Regions from separate parts of the Homo sapiens genome. Here region 1 is linked to region 2. A link is a contact called in ENCODE Hi-C or POLR2A ChIA-PET data. All regions are on one chromosome and are shown on one strand. Each heading gives the region's core, a stretch centred on a gene start or an enhancer-like site at or near the end of the contact. The rest is flanking DNA. Distances are from core to core; before and after follow the strand shown. Region 1 overlaps LINC02015 (long intergenic non-protein coding RNA 2015). Region 2 overlaps LINC00578 (long intergenic non-protein coding RNA 578).

Region 1 (4,512 bases), core at 1,736-4,235, 350 kb after region 2:
ATGACTCATTAATAGCAGGAGGCAATGAATAACTTTGCCACTGAGAGTGAAAGAAAATTCCCCCTTTGCACAATGCCTTTCACTTAAATAGCATTTGGATTTCTTAAAATCCACAAAGTTTATATTAGAGCGTCATCCATTAATGCTTTGGCTAGGAGGGGTAAGTGCTGGGAAATGTCATCTTAAGAACAGTGGGATTTGTGGGGGCAATTGTCTTTTACTTGCAGCGGCATAACTGATCATCTGTTCACCATTTACCTCTTATTACTTGCAGTAGTTCTTGAACAATGCTGGGAGCTAATATTTCAATGTTAAGGACTCGGAAGAGACAGCATAGTTGAGGCAGTGTAGCAAAGTGGTTAGGGGCACAACTCTGGAGCCAGCCAGCCTTGGTTTCAATGCTGGTTCTGTCATGTACTTGTGGTGTGATCTTGGGAAAGTTACCAAATGCCTGAGTTCCTCAGTTTGCTTATCTCTAATATGGAATGATAATGACAGTGTCATCTTTTACGGTTGTTGTTAAGATTCAATGGTGATAAGTTCTTAGTACAGTGCCGGCCCATAGTAAGTGCTGTATGTGTTGATCATATTATTATATATCACAGCTCTTAAAATACAGAGATTGTCTTGAAGACAATTATTCATCTTCTCACTCTTTTTTCCCCATTAGCCACTAGCTAACTTGGAAGTGTGTAGTAATAAGGCCAGATGACTAAATGGAAAGCAAAAGTTATCTTTTAAGCATGAGCAAAATTATGAACAATCTATAGAGTGATTAAAGTTGTGATTCAGTAATAACAATTTAAAGAAATTTATCAATAGCAAATGTAAAAATAATTTAAATCAAGAATTAGTTTCAATCAAGAAAATTTCAGATTTTATTTTATTATTCATTTATATTTGTTATATCTGTGGATCTGTTTTATTTATGTTCATGAGGACCTGTTTGGTCTGAAAGTAATTTAAGATAGCTTACAAAGAAGCATATTATATATAGTAAAATGATATTAAATTTAAATTAATAGGAAAAGTTAGATAAATGGAAAACAAAGGTAGAAAAGAAGGAGATGGTGTTTTGAATATGAAATTGTATCTTGAATCCCCCATGCTTGCTACAAGTGGTAATGAGAGTGGTAATATAATTCAAGAAGATGATTGTGTAAAACAAACTGGTTGCTTAGGCAGAGGACATCCATTATTGATACTGTGATAAGAGTAATTTCTGCCATGTTGCTCAGTTTCAGTATTCACCAGAATCTTAAGCATTAAACTTGAATATTAAACCAGGAACTTGGAATATGGTCTTTAATAAATTCATGCAGTAATTGTTTATTGAAATAGTTTCTGACCCACAGAAATTATTGTGTTAGGTGCTACAGAGAAGAGAGACATGTCTCAAACTATCCCTGCTCTTGAATAATATGCATTAAAGAAAGAATATAAGTAATACATTAATAAACTACATTCATCAGGAGGCTGAAGCCAGAGGATCACGTGACGCTAGCAGTTCAAGACCAGCCTGGGCAATACAGTGAGACCCTCTCTCAAGCAACAACAGAAATTAGCTGGGCATGGTGGTGCGCAGCTGCAGTCCTAGCTTCCTGGGAGGCTGAGGCAGGAGGACTGCTTGAGCTCAGGAGTTTGAGGCTTCAGTGACCTATATGATCTGTTACTCCAGCCTGGGTGACAGAGAGAGACACTATCTTTAAAAAAATTAATAGAGGCTGGGTGCGGTGGCTTGTGCCTGTAATCCTAACACTTTGGGAGGCCAAGGTGGGCGGATCACTTGAGATCGGGAGTTTGAGACCAGCCTGGCCAACATGGTGAAACTCTGTCACTTCTAAACATACAAAAATTAGCTGGGCAAGGTGGCATACGCCTGTAATCCCAGCTACTTGGGAGGCTGAGGCAGGAGAATTGGTTCAATGTGGGAGGTGGAGGTTGCAGTGAGCCGAGATCACGCCACCTCATTCCAGCCTGGGCAACATTGAGCGAGACTCCATCTCAAAACAAACAAACAAACAAACAAACAAAGTTCAAAGTAGATAGTGATGATGAGAGGTACACGTGTGGTGTTAAAAGTAGCTCCCCATTTATATCTTACCGCATTCTGTGGACCACCCCACAGAAGATATTGTAACAAATAAAATCTTTATACTTTCTAACATATTAACTCTTTTAATTTCTTAATGGTGGCTTTTAAATACTTAATGATTCTTTTATGTGGATTTCAAAAGCCAGACAGTGCAGTATCCATGCATAGCCACCCAGGACTACTAAAGGTCATAGTGGAGAAGACTTGTCATAAATATTATAATCCCATGGATAATTCTGTCCTTTAACTCTGTATGCAACTTAGATCATAAACTTGCAAAGTGGATGCCAAGCCTCATATTAGTTCTTCATCTCAATTTGTCAAAAATTGATTTCACCAAGTTCAGAGAGAGAGAAAATAAAGCACAAATGCACTGTTTTCCTAGAGGGCATGTGCATATTTTCTATACATTCGTTCAACATTATTAAACATTTATTATATTATGGGAATGGTACTGAGCATGGAATTATAACAAAAGTAAATTTTTTAAAATTTTCCTCAAGGAAAATAATTTATTGTTTAGGTGGAGAGACAGATATATAAACGAATAGTTATAGCAATGAGAGAAGTACAGATAGACATTTGTAAGAAGGGAAAAGGCAAGCTCTGCCTAGCAGGATAGAGAAAAGGCCACATTGAACTGGCGTTTGAATTTCCTCTTGAAAGATGTGCATTTTGCCAAGTGGAGATTGTACAATAGGAATGATATTCATCCTGGTTAGGAAATGTTCTTGGAGCACCTCCCAGCCTTTCGGTCTAATATTTCCTGAGTACCTCTCAAGGATTCAGTGTGGGATTAGGTGATGTGGTAATTATAAAGAAATAGAAGCCTTGTTACTCGTCTTCAGAATGTTTACTCATAAGGGGTAGTAAATTTCCCTCCCCACACTTTCAACAGTGATTAAGAGGTCATGACTGTCAGTCCTAAATTGTGTGTCACGTCATAAATTCTGTAGATTAGAGAGCATGATCATGTAATTCACAGCAACCAGGGCAAGCCTCACAGATGGGGTAAGGCCTAATCTGTTCCTTGGAAACTGGGATGAGGTTTGGATGTGGGAGAGAGAATGCTTTAACAGTCAAGCCACAAACCTGTATTGAGGGCCTACCATGTGTCAGGCTCATGAATAAAGAAGCAGCATGGGAGTGGGGAAAAAACTGGGATTGAGGTTACATGTGTTTGTGGAAAAACCTGGCTGGACTAGTGAGTTTGAGGTGAGGGATGGCGGGCAATAAGTATAGAGTGAAACGAGTTTGGGCAAGAAAACTGCAGCTAGATTAAAAGGTGCTCTGAAGGACAGGCAGTGGCTTTTGGGTTTGGCATTTATGAAAATGGGGAGTCACCAAAGGTTTTTGAGTATGGGAGAGAGCTGCTGAAAGAAGTACACAAATAAAAGTAACCTTCTTTAGGGAAGTTACATTGGAACAGCTGGAAGGGCTTGTAGAGATCCCTTTACTCACTACCCCATCTGAATATCCTTCAGATGGCCATCATTTGACTGAAAAGGCAATGAAGGCCCACAGAGGTTATAGGATTTGCTTAAGACAAATAGAGTAATCTTGTCTCCATTTCAGGCTCCTTCTTTTGATCTTAACAGTGTGTGTGTTCTAGGCTGGGTGGATGGACAGTAAAGGGAGTAGGAGCATCGAGGTCCAGGACCAGCCAGGCTGAATGAGAGGGCAAACAGGAAGCAGCCGTGACCCAGATTATGTTACAGCCATAGAATGAGCATATTAGAACTCGTAGAAGACCTAAATGCCATCCAGCCTTATCCTATTGCTTTGCAGAGAGGGACAGTTGAGGGCCCAGAGGGAAAGTGACTCACACAACAGAGCGATCTAATGACCTGACTTTAAGTCCAGCTATTTTCCCTGTGTCCACCTCCCTTCCTCCTTCAGATTCTATGGTTGTGTGGATGGGCTCTATTTTCTGTCCCCAGCTAGTTACCTGTTCATGCACTACACCCCTTGGATCCTCTGTTAAAGAGAGACTTAGTAATTGGGATACCTGCGCTGCCGATGGATTTGCCACATCTATTCTGTTCTCAGGTTGTATGTTGTTTGTGTGTGTGTGCTTGTGTGTGTGCATGTGTGTGTGTGTGTGTGAGAGAGATGTGCTACAAAAAGAAAGCTAAGGGAGGCATGCAGAAGACTGCACCAGAATGAGTTTGTACCTTTATCCAAAAAAGCCACAGTTTCCTTCATTCTTTCTCCTCCCTAGAAGGAGACCAGTTCTTATAGCTGCAGAGAAGGGTAGGGAATGACAGTAGGAAAGGGGCATTGCTAGAGTCAGAGGCACAGGTGGCATGAGAAGTGCAGACCAGTCAGAAACAAGGCCCATCACACTCTTACCCTCAGCCCTGTGCTCTGGGATCCTCTCTGTGATCCTGATCGTGATCGTGTAAGGGTAAGAAGTT
Region 2 (4,640 bases), core at 1,090-3,589:
AAGCATTTTAAGAGGGAAATTGTCTTTAATCCTTATAGCAGTGCCATGGAATAGATAGTATCACCTCCTTTGTACTGAGGAGAACACAGAGCAGGGTGGTTCAGCCATGTTCCCGAGGCTGACTGCTTAACAAACAGCAGAGCAAGGGGCTCAGATCCTGCTCTGTTTGACTCCAAAACCTATGCTCATGGCTGAATGCTACTTCAGTCTTCACTCAGTAATTCTTTCTGAGAGGGTAAATCAACATCGTTGAGGATTAAAAACATGACTTCTATTGACGCGATTGCCAACTCTTGACAGACCATTAAGAGGAGCAGGGAAAAATATGTCGCTGAATATGAAGTTTGAAGTTTATTACGTTAGTTATCATTCAAATAGGTTTTGGAAATCACTTATCTAATTAGCTACGATGATTATTCGTCAGTTGTTTCTATGGATACTACTCATCTTATTACTCAAAATAGACACTCATTTATGTGCTTATTTCTGCACAGTCTAGTCATCAGCATCTGATAGTTCTGACACAGGAGGGAATCCTGTTTTTTTTTTTTTTGTTTTTTGTTTTTTTTTTTAGTGGGCCGTTTACTGGCTACACTGAGTCCTATCTTGTAAATACTCGTAATGCACTTCCTCAGGCTTTGAAGTAAGTGAATAAGCGCAGCCCTCATGGATTTCATAGCTCGAGAACAGTGTTTCTTAAACTTGGCTACACATTGGAATCACCTGGGGGTGATTGTCCACTCACAGAAATTCAGAATCTCTCCAGGGTAAGACCCAAATATCATTGATCTTAAAATCTTCCAGGTGTCTCCAATGGACATCTAAGTTTGAGCACACTGGCTCTTAGGGTAAACAGGTGCAAACATTCCTAAGCAAACATTCACAAAATTCTCTCTCCTCACAGGCATGCTAGAACATGAAACTGATTGGGTTGGACATTAGACTCACTGGGTAGTGGGGCGGGGAGGTGGGCTTATAGACAGACTGATGCCTGGCCCCCACCCTCGTCAGATTTTTAATTAAATGGTCCCTGGAGAAGGCTGTGCTTAGCGATCAGTATTTTTAAAAAGCCCCTTAGGCCACTCATATAAACAGCCTGGTTTTGAACCACTGAGTCACACCTACTAATCTCGAGAGAAGGCCCAAGGCTCAAGAGAATTATGTTTCCGTTGCATTAATTTCCAGTAAGGCCTGATGCTTTTCTTTTTTTTTGTTTGTTTTTGTTTTTGTTTTTGTGACAGAGTCTCGCTCTGCCACCCAGGCTGGAGTGCAGTGGCGCAATTTTGGCTCACTGCAACCTCCACCTCCCGGGTTCAAGCGATTCTCCTGCCTCAGCCTCCTGAGTAGCTGGGATTACAGGCATGGGCCACCATGCCTGGCTAATTTATGTATTTTTAGTAGAGATGGGGTTTCATTATGTTGGCCAGGCTGGTCTCGAACTCCTGACCTCCAGCGATCTGCCCACCTCGGCCTCCTAAAGTGCTGAGATTACAAGCTTGAGCCACCATGCCAGCCAGCCTGATGCTTTTCAGCAGACATCTTCCTGGTTCTGAAACGAAGAGATGAAGAGTGAAAAATTCAATTTAAATAAGATTTTCCAGCAGTGTAGGGTTGGGGTGGAGCTCTAAAACCATCTTGCCAGCCTGAGTTATTGAATACCAATGTCAGGAATAATTGAAGCAGCAGCACAAGGGGTATCTGTGAGGGGCGGAAAGGTCTAGTTTAGTTGATCTATTTGACCTTGTTTGCTAGATGTGAAGTCTTCTTTTCCTCGCAGAAATGAAGAGTTTAAAACAACAACAAATCAATGACCATATCACATTGTATTGGAATATTGAAAATACTCAGGCTGCTTGATAATGTAAAACAGCCATACTTATATTAATTATTCAATAATAGGCAGCTATCTATATTTTGAACTTTTTCCTATTGTTTCAGCTAGGAGCAATTCTGCTTCTCACACGTGTAGCTTGCTTGTCTGTTTCTTTTCCCTCTTTAGACTGTAATAGTGCTGAGTTCACCATGGCCCCTTCATCATAATGAGAAAGAACTTTTCTAATGACTCAGAGATTTCTAAATTAAACCTAAAATGTTTATTACAAAGATGCTGGACACACATTATGCATCGCTGTTGCAATACAGTAATATAATTCAGATAGAAATTATCTTTGCAAATGGCAATCAATTTTTGCTACTACTTTTTGCATTCTTGACAATCTAGTCACTGGGCTGTGGAAAAGTGCTTTTACTTGATTATTTACACTGTTGATAATCACTGTGGTTTTTGGCAGAGCTAAGGCATTATTTCACAGACCTGCATTGCAATAGGGAACGGGTGTAACTTCAAAATACTGCCAAAGTTCCTGTGGCTTTAGCCGACACCAAGGAATGTACAAACTCAAGCACAATTCTTAGGAGACTTCATTCTTTTACAGTGGTTTGCCACAGGGCAGTCCACATGCAGGGACAAGTTAAACAAATATGGTCCCTGGAGAAAGTGGGCTCCCCTGTAGCCCAAGAAGTCTACTGCTGTGGAGGTCTTCAGGAACTATCTGCATCTCCCACTTAATGCCCAGGACACATATCCTCCCACTTAGAACTTTGGGTTTAAAAGGGAGGAAACATATTTTAAAGTATTAGATAATTCAAAAACCGGCCAGGCACAGTGACTCACGCCTGTAATCCCAGCACTTTGGGAGGCCGAGGTGGGTGGATCACCTGAGGTCAGGAGTTCGATACCAGCTTGGCCAACATGGTGAAGCCCTGACTCTACTAAAAACACAAAAATTAGCTGGGCCTGGTGGCAGGTGCTGGGAGGCTGAGACAGGAGAATTGGTTGAGCCCAGGAGATGGAGGTTGGTTGCAGTGAGCCGAGATGGCACCACTGCACTCCAGCATGGGTGACAGAGACTCCATCTCAAAACAAAACAAAACAAGACAAACGAAAAAACAAAAAACAAAAAACAACCCCGTGGTGCCACTGCACTATTTTCAAAGGGAAAAAGAGCCACCGCTCCAGGCTGAATGTTTTCTTATAGATCATATGCTGATAAAGAAATGAACACAGACCTGTAATGTGGCAGATAACCTTTTGCAAGCGACTGCAAAAGAATAAAGAAAGATAGAAGCAGCGGAAAGAGCTATATTAAATGACTGCCTTATCACTCTTAGACAACTCCTACCTTTGATTTTTAAAAAATTTAAACATTTCAAACAAATCGTTATGCCATAGTGGGATGCTCTTGGGAAACACAAAAACAACAACAACAACGACAACAACAAAAAGAAAAAACAGACTCTGACTAGTCCAAAAACATCTCAGCAGGCAATCTAAGGACTAGAACTGATTTAATTTCTTTCAAAAAACTCTCCTCTATCATAACAAAGGTGTCAGTTATAAAGGGGAACATCTGTTTTGCTAGACCCTAAACTAAAACCTCTGATTCTTTTCACATCAGTCATTGAACAGCTGTCAGATATATGAACAAGTTTTAGACACCTGAGAATTATGACTTTGAACACGTGACCTAGAGATCCTCTGCCCCTGTTATCACTTCCTTGGGCCACCCGCCATGGCAGACTACACAGTCATTATAGAAAATGCCATCACCCAGTTTTGTTTGAGACTACACCAGCATGTGTTCAGCATTTTGAGTATTTTTCTGATTTAAGTAGCACTTATTCCTGATTGCTTTTGGTCTTGTCCCTGTCCTATTTTGTGATACTACTATCTGCCAGCCACTAAAGTCAGAAATTGTAATTATCTTTAATTTACTAACCCTGGCTGATCTTTGGCCATTGTGGCTGGTGAATTCTTCTTTTCTTCTTGTGCGTTACCATTACCTGAATTCAGGCTGGCATTATTACATTATCATCCTCTTTGAATAGCTAAGGGGCATTTTGGCTCCTTTAACTCGCCACCCATTCTTCCCTTTACTGCCAGATTTTCATCTTAAATCAGAGATCAAATAATCTCATTGCTATGTTCAAGTTTTTCCATGGTTCCCCACTTGTCTTCAAATTCCTTATCATGTTATTCCTCACTACTCATGTTAGTAGTACTAACACTACTCATGTTAGTAGTAGTCTTCTAACACTACTCCACCTGGCTCTGCTGCTCCACTGAAGACCCTTGATTATAATCTCAGCTCCAGCTCTGCCTGGTGATTTTTCCTTACTAACAGCGTATGTAGAATCCTTCCATGTTTGTGTTAATACACAGTTGCTCCCGCTTAGGACTCCATTCTCCTCTTTCTCCTGCCATCATAATACACACCTCTTAGAAGGCTCATATCTAATGTCACCACAGAGAAGTCTTTTCTGCCTCAAGAAATGGAATACTTCGGCCGGGTGCAGTGGCTCACTCCTGTAATTCCAGCACTTTGGGAGGCTGAGGCGGGCAGATCACGAGGGCAAAAGATCGAGACCATCCTGGCCAACATGGTGAAAACCCGTTTCTACTAAAATCAATAAAATAGTGTGGACTTACATACTTTTATATGAGCTTCCTACAGACCAGAATTGCATCTTCTTCATCCTTCTGTGCTCAATATTTGGCCCTCTATCTGTACATTGTAGGTGCTCAGTCAGTGTTATATTGAATTAGGATTACAGAGCACTGGCTTTCTGTGTGGTAGTTC

What was found. Hi-C counts contacts between places; a loop is a spot of excess contacts on that map. ChIA-PET counts read pairs that join two places held with the same protein, here RNA polymerase II (POLR2A). Pooled maps may share reads with other maps.
Region 1: a map of IMR-90 shows a loop between it and region 2 (2.4-fold over the local background). The contact joins two enhancer-like sites. A Hi-C loop is called at or near these places in 2 of 168 maps with a recorded cell type or tissue (IMR-90 and prostate gland) and 5 of 50 pooled maps. POLR2A ChIA-PET finds 5 or more read pairs at or near these places in 1 of 52 experiments (MCF 10A).

The regions. Positions count from the first base shown.
Region 1 is chr3:177,827,671-177,832,182 of GRCh38, forward strand. The region is part of intron 1 of LINC02015 (long intergenic non-protein coding RNA 2015); the gene reads left to right. Among named protein-coding and RNA genes, the nearest start is that of LINC02015, 13 kb to the left of the region's middle. Within about 2 kb of position 2,986, at least 5 of the 41 ENCODE cell types and tissues checked have a DNase peak (open chromatin) inside an H3K27ac peak, as active enhancers do.
Region 2 is chr3:177,476,337-177,480,976 of GRCh38, forward strand. The region is part of intron 1 of LINC00578 (long intergenic non-protein coding RNA 578); the gene reads left to right. Among named protein-coding and RNA genes, the nearest start is that of LINC00578, 37 kb to the left of the region's middle. Within about 2 kb of position 2,340, at least 15 of the 41 ENCODE cell types and tissues checked have a DNase peak (open chromatin) inside an H3K27ac peak, as active enhancers do.